2 separate regions of the Homo sapiens genome follow, and region 2 is linked to region 1. The links are chromatin contacts, found by Hi-C or POLR2A ChIA-PET in ENCODE. All regions are on one chromosome and are shown on one strand. Each heading gives the region's core, a stretch centred on a gene start or an enhancer-like site at or near the end of the contact. The rest is flanking DNA. Distances are from core to core; before and after follow the strand shown. Region 1 overlaps AFAP1L1 (actin filament associated protein 1 like 1). Region 2 has its middle 12 kb from the start of CSNK1A1.

The links. A loop is a pair of places that touch in the nucleus more often than their neighbours do. ChIA-PET counts read pairs that join two places held with the same protein, here RNA polymerase II (POLR2A). Pooled maps may share reads with other maps.
Region 2: a loop to region 1 is called in a pooled map, with 2.0 times the contacts of the local background. The contact joins two enhancer-like sites. A Hi-C loop is called at or near these places in 2 of 50 pooled maps. POLR2A ChIA-PET finds 5 or more read pairs at or near these places in 3 of 52 experiments (CD4-positive, alpha-beta T cell, IMR-90 and OCI-LY7).

The regions. Positions count from the first base shown.
Region 1 is chr5:149,298,563-149,301,271 of GRCh38, forward strand. AFAP1L1 (actin filament associated protein 1 like 1) reads left to right here. Exons shown (of 19, transcript NM_152406.4): 2 at 947-1,075; 3 at 1,709-1,792; 4 at 2,571-2,668. Among named protein-coding and RNA genes, the nearest start is that of AFAP1L1, 28 kb to the left of the region's middle. Within about 2 kb of position 1,357, at least 8 of the 41 ENCODE cell types and tissues checked have a DNase peak (open chromatin) inside an H3K27ac peak, as active enhancers do.
Region 2 is chr5:149,561,973-149,564,681 of GRCh38, forward strand. It overlaps a transcript of ARHGEF37 not described here. Among named protein-coding and RNA genes, the nearest start is that of CSNK1A1, 12 kb to the left of the region's middle. Within about 2 kb of position 1,324, at least 11 of the 41 ENCODE cell types and tissues checked have a DNase peak (open chromatin) inside an H3K27ac peak, as active enhancers do.

The DNA.
Region 1 (2,709 bases), core at 107-2,606:
AATATAACTGATAATGATTGTTCAGTACAGGTTAGCTTCTGTTATCATGCCTAAATGCTTAGTGGGTTGCAAAGCAGGGCAATACTACTGTGATGAAGCTGGTCTTTGGCTCTAAGGCAAACCAAGTCCCAAGTTACTTTTCAGGACAGGGAGACATCAGTGACATCATGGTCTTGGCACACTGAAGTCCTTAAAGGACTCTGTGCTCTAGGATCTTGCAACTCAGATGGTCCAGGACCACCAGCATCAGCTGCAGCTTGGTGCGGATCAGAAATGCAGAATCTCGGATCCCACCGCACACCTCCTGAATCAGAATTTGCATTTTGACAAGATCCCCAGGTAATTCTTACACACACTCAAGTTTGAGAAGCATTGGTGTCACGTGGAAAGAAAGAATGGCACTGATAACATGGAGTGAGGAGGGTTAATGTTTAGTTTGGCTGTGGCCAAGGCACCGGAAACAGAAGGTTCCAGAGATTGAAGCACATGAACTGATGGGACAGGAAGGCTCTCTTTCCTGCCTGTGTCCTGGATGGCCAGGGGCTCCAGCCTGAGACCTGTGCTGAGCTTCGAGCTGCAGTGAGAAAGGACCCTGGTCAAGCAAAGCAGAGGGCAATCTGGGACAGAGGGAGGCCTGAGAACCTCTGCTCGGGGCTGCCTGAGCTCAGGGTTGCCAGATGAGCCCAGGGAGGTCCAGTCCTTGGGCCAAGGCCATCTGAGGTAGAGTGGGGAGACCCGGAGAAACACCACAGGACTAACTGAGCAGGACCCTCTCACGGGAGCTGCGTGGCAGGTCTGGGACAGCTGAGAGCCCCCAGGTCCGCTTGCACACCCGGACCTGCCCTCTGACCCCTTCCGCCCAACTCTAGGTGGTGGGGGGCCGAACTCCCGGGCACAGAGCTGTGACTGTGCAGCTGTGACTGTGCCCGTCTGCCTTCCTCCGCAGTGCTGGAGCAGCTGCTCCCAGAGCTCACCGGGCTGCTCAGCCTCCTGGACCACGAGTACCTCAGCGATACCACCCTGGAAAAGAAGATGGCCGTGGCCTCCATCCTGCAGAGCCTGCAGCCCCTTCCAGGTTAGCCGCCAGCAGCCTGCCTGGAGGAGCTCCACTTATGTAGGACAACAAAACCTCCCTTCACTGACTCAAGAACATGCAGGAACCCTCCGCCCCACCCCCACCCCCAGGGGCTGCCGCAGGAGGAAGGCTAAGCCCTGGACACAGCGTCCAATGCATTCCATGCGAGCTCTTGCCCAATGTCCTTGTCCACTGGGGCCCCACCTCCCCACCGACAGCCCTGGCTGTGCTCTTTGTACTCCTTCACCCCTGCCCTCCACACACACACAGAACACACACACTCACATAGAACACACACACCCACATACCCCCCACACTGACCTACAACACACACAGCCCCTCACACACCCACCACACCTGACACATGACATGCACACACCCTAGCATACGCCTGACAGCCCCAGTAATCTGTTTCCATACTGGGCTTCTGGACATCCTTTTACTTGGAGAAAGAGATCCTCAATAACAGTGTAAAAACTAAAACAAAGTTTGAAAACCAGTGAAATAATTTAGGACTTGAATGCGCTTTGCAAAGTGAGCACTGTGTCCCATGTGGGCTAGAAGTATGAGTGGGACGGGGGAGACCTGGTCCCTCCTCCTTCACAGCTGGCATGTCCCCCTTCTTCCTCACAGCAAAGGAGGTCTCCTACCTGTATGTGAACACAGCAGACCTCCACTCGGGGCCCAGCTTCGTGGAATCCCTCTTTGAAGAATTTGGTAAGTGACCCTCTCCCAACCTCAGCTACGGAGCCATCCCTCTTTCCCTGTGTATGCAGAAGGGTCCCCCGACTGGGCTGGGCTTGGCTCTAACATCGCATCATTAAGTCGCTTTGGGCCAGTCCTTGGCCCCTCTGGGTTCTGCCAGCTCTGAAAGTCTAATCAAAGTCTGCATAGGAATAGGAATTCAGCTCAGAGACTTGAGGAATGGTAGGGATGACCATGCAGTCCAAAGAAGGCATGGCACATTAGGGTGTTTCCTCACCGGCCACTCCCAGGTGATTGCCACTTGAGACACTGGGCTGAGCGATGCAGTGGCTCAGCAGAAATGATAGCTTGCATGGCTGCCACGGGCATGGGAGCAGCTGAGCTGGCTGCATGCAGAGTACCTGCCGTCCTAGCCCTATCCTGAGGGAAGACAGCTCTGTTCAACACAGAAAGAAAGCTACAGGCCTTGGTGAGAGAGTTTTGGGGACTCATAGACTTAGGGAGCACACTGTGCCTTTATAGCATAACCCTCAAAGATTTCCAAAGTACCAAAACAAGTATGATTTTATTTGATCCTCTCTACAATCCTGGAAAACAGACAAGGCAGGCATCATTGCCACCACGTACAGATGAGTTTCAGAGTCAAAAGTCATTTGTTTAGGGTTACTAACGGAGGGGTGGTGGAGCCCGACCTCACACTCAGGCCTCCTGACCCCAAATCCAGCCCTCTTCCCCTGGTCTGTGCTGCTCATCCTTGGCTTTCTTTGCCCAATGGCCTGTCCCTCTGTAGACTGTGACCTGAGTGACCTTCGGGACATGCCAGAGGATGATGGGGAGCCCAGCAAAGGAGCCAGCCCTGAGCTAGCCAAGAGCCCACGCCTGAGAAACGTGAGTCATGGCCTGGGTTCCCACACCTCAGGGCCTCTGTC
Region 2 (2,709 bases), core at 74-2,573, 260 kb after region 1:
AGTAATCTAACTCTTCTTTGTGAGACTAAATTTGGAAGATGCTTGAGTTGCCATTCCTGAGGAGAGCTGGTCCTAAGAACACATCCTGTTAACTCTTAACTCTCCATGCTGATGCCAGGAAGCACTGATACTTATCACAGAAAATGAACTAACTGCTCCATTTCAGCCTGGCTAAGCCCAACACCACTGCAAAAAGACTTTCTGCAGTGAACAGAGCCAGGGCGCTGAGTAGGGAAAAAAAGAACTTTGGGCAAAAAAAGAACTTTGGGTTTTAGGGCCCTAATCCACAAAGCATAAAAAGTCAGTTTGTATTTATATGGCACTGTATAGTTCATAGAGTATTTTGTGATTCACTGACTTGTGTTTTTCCTGGCCAGTATAAGAGCTAGGTAACTGCAGCTATTGTATCCATCGTAGGTGTGAGGAAGCCAGAGCTTACCCAAGAACACCAGCTTTTATTTTTATTATTTTTATTTATTTATTTATTTATTTTTGAGACGGAGTCTCGCTCTGTCGCCCAGGCTGGAGTGCAGTGGCGCGATCTCGGCTCACTGCAAGCTCCCGGGTTCACGCTATCCTCCTGCCTCAACCTCCCGAGTAGCTGAGACTACAGGGCCCACCCGGCTACCACACCCGGCTAACTTTTTGTATTTTTAGTAGAGACAGGGTTTCACCGTGTTAGCCAGGATGGTCTTGATCTCCTGACCTCGTGATCCGCCCGCCTCGGCCTCCCAAAGCGCTGGGATTACAGGCGTGAGCCACCGCGCCCGGCCAAGAACACCAGCTTTTTGAGAAGGATTCCTTACATTCCACACCACTGTTCTATGATGTATGTCTGTTTACTTTTACAGGGAACATGTCCTGTCCAGAGCTTTCTGCCTGTTCTAGATCTGAATGGGGAGTAAAGTAGCAGAGATTACCTAAGTAGGCTTACATTTGACTTAAATCATCCCCCTCCCCCCTTGGCTCATTTACATAGTTCATCTGCAGCTCAATAAATCTCAATTCTGCCGCTTGGTGTTCCATCAGGGTCTGACTTCCAGTTGTGCCTGAATTCCCACAGTTTTGAGAGTCAGCACCCATCTTCATCGTGTCTGAATCTCAAACCCAGCAGTTCCTGGTGTGCTGTCCAGTTCCTTGATCCAGCTGTCTGATCCCGGTTACTCACCTCTGTCTTCCTGTCCCCACCAGCCATCCTTCCTAGACAATGCTGCTTATTCCTGCTTCATCAGTGTTCATTTCTTCTGCCTCTTCCCTGTCAGATTCTAAAGCCAATTGACCTATTTAAACCTTAGCTACCCACCAGCCTTTCTACACCCTTCTTGCTTCCTGTCAGACTCCGAACCTGATCTGAGCTCCTAAATCTTGCTTCCTTGTGTGTGTTCTGTAGGCCAGGCAAATGATAGACTTAAGACTCTTTCTACTTACCTTCTAGCCCCCTCTAACCTATATGCAAGCCATGTTTTGATGATTTGTGGCTTAGGATTTCAAGTTCTGTCATTCTTCTTAGCCTGTATTTTTTTGTGTCCTACACTGTATCATTGATTGCCATAGCTTCTGCCCTAGTTGATATAGGATATGTGAGAGCACTTTGTTTAGGCCATAAACCTCTTAGAAATATACTCTGCTGCTGTTATTATTAGGCAATTCAAGCCAAAGGTGACTTTCTCTAACCTTCCTGGGGGAGGGAGACAAGCTTTCAGCTGAAATAGAAACTTTACAATTATTGTCCAAAGCCAAAAATAAGAAAGTGTAACAACTATGACACGACCACTTCTGGTATCTTCGTGTAGAAGATTCCTTTTGACAAGGTCATCACTGTAGACTTTCAGATGTGTCATAGGAAACAGATAAAAATTTCTAGATTATTCTAAAGGTTTTAGAACCTTTCTTCTAATCAACGTGAAGATATTGAGTTTGAGTTTTCATCTACACTGATTGATTTTCCCACGCATAGGTAATAATTAGTTTAAATTTTTTTTTTTTTTTTTTTTTTTTTTGAGACAGAGTCACTCTGTCGGCCAGCCTGGAGTGCAGTGGCGCGATCTTGGCTCACTGCAGCCTTCGCCTCCTGGATTCAAGCAATTCTTATGCCTCAGCCTCCTGAGTTGCTGAAATTGTAAACATGCACCAACACGCCTGGCTAATTTTTATATTTTTAGTAGAGATGGACAGGGTTTCGCTGTGTTGACCAGGCTGGTCTTGAACTCCTGTCCTCAAGCAATCCATCTGCCTCAGCCTCCCAAAGTGCTTTAATATTTATACAGTGCTTTATACAATATTAGTCTTACGTATGTTATCTTATATCATAAAAAAATTTCATTGGGAAAATAATTTCATTGTTTTAAATTTTAGATAGGGCAACTTAAGCCCAGATATCTTACTTAACTTGCCCAGGTGCACTAAATGACTCAAGGTTGCATCTTGTACTTGAACTCAAATTTTTCTTACTCCAAAGAACCTGCTTTTTCATTTCTCCCGTTTATGCATCTCAGGACTACAAAACACCCTGGGAAGGAAACTGCTCATCTCTTTCAAGATTAAGGGAAGATATAAAAACAGACATCCTCGGCCGGGCGCGGTGGCTCCCGCCTGTAATTCCAGCACTTTGGGAGGCCAAGGCAGGTGGATCACCTGAGGCCAGGAGTTCGAGGCCAGCCTGACCAACATGGAGAAACCCCGTCTCTACTAAAAATACAAAGTTAGCTG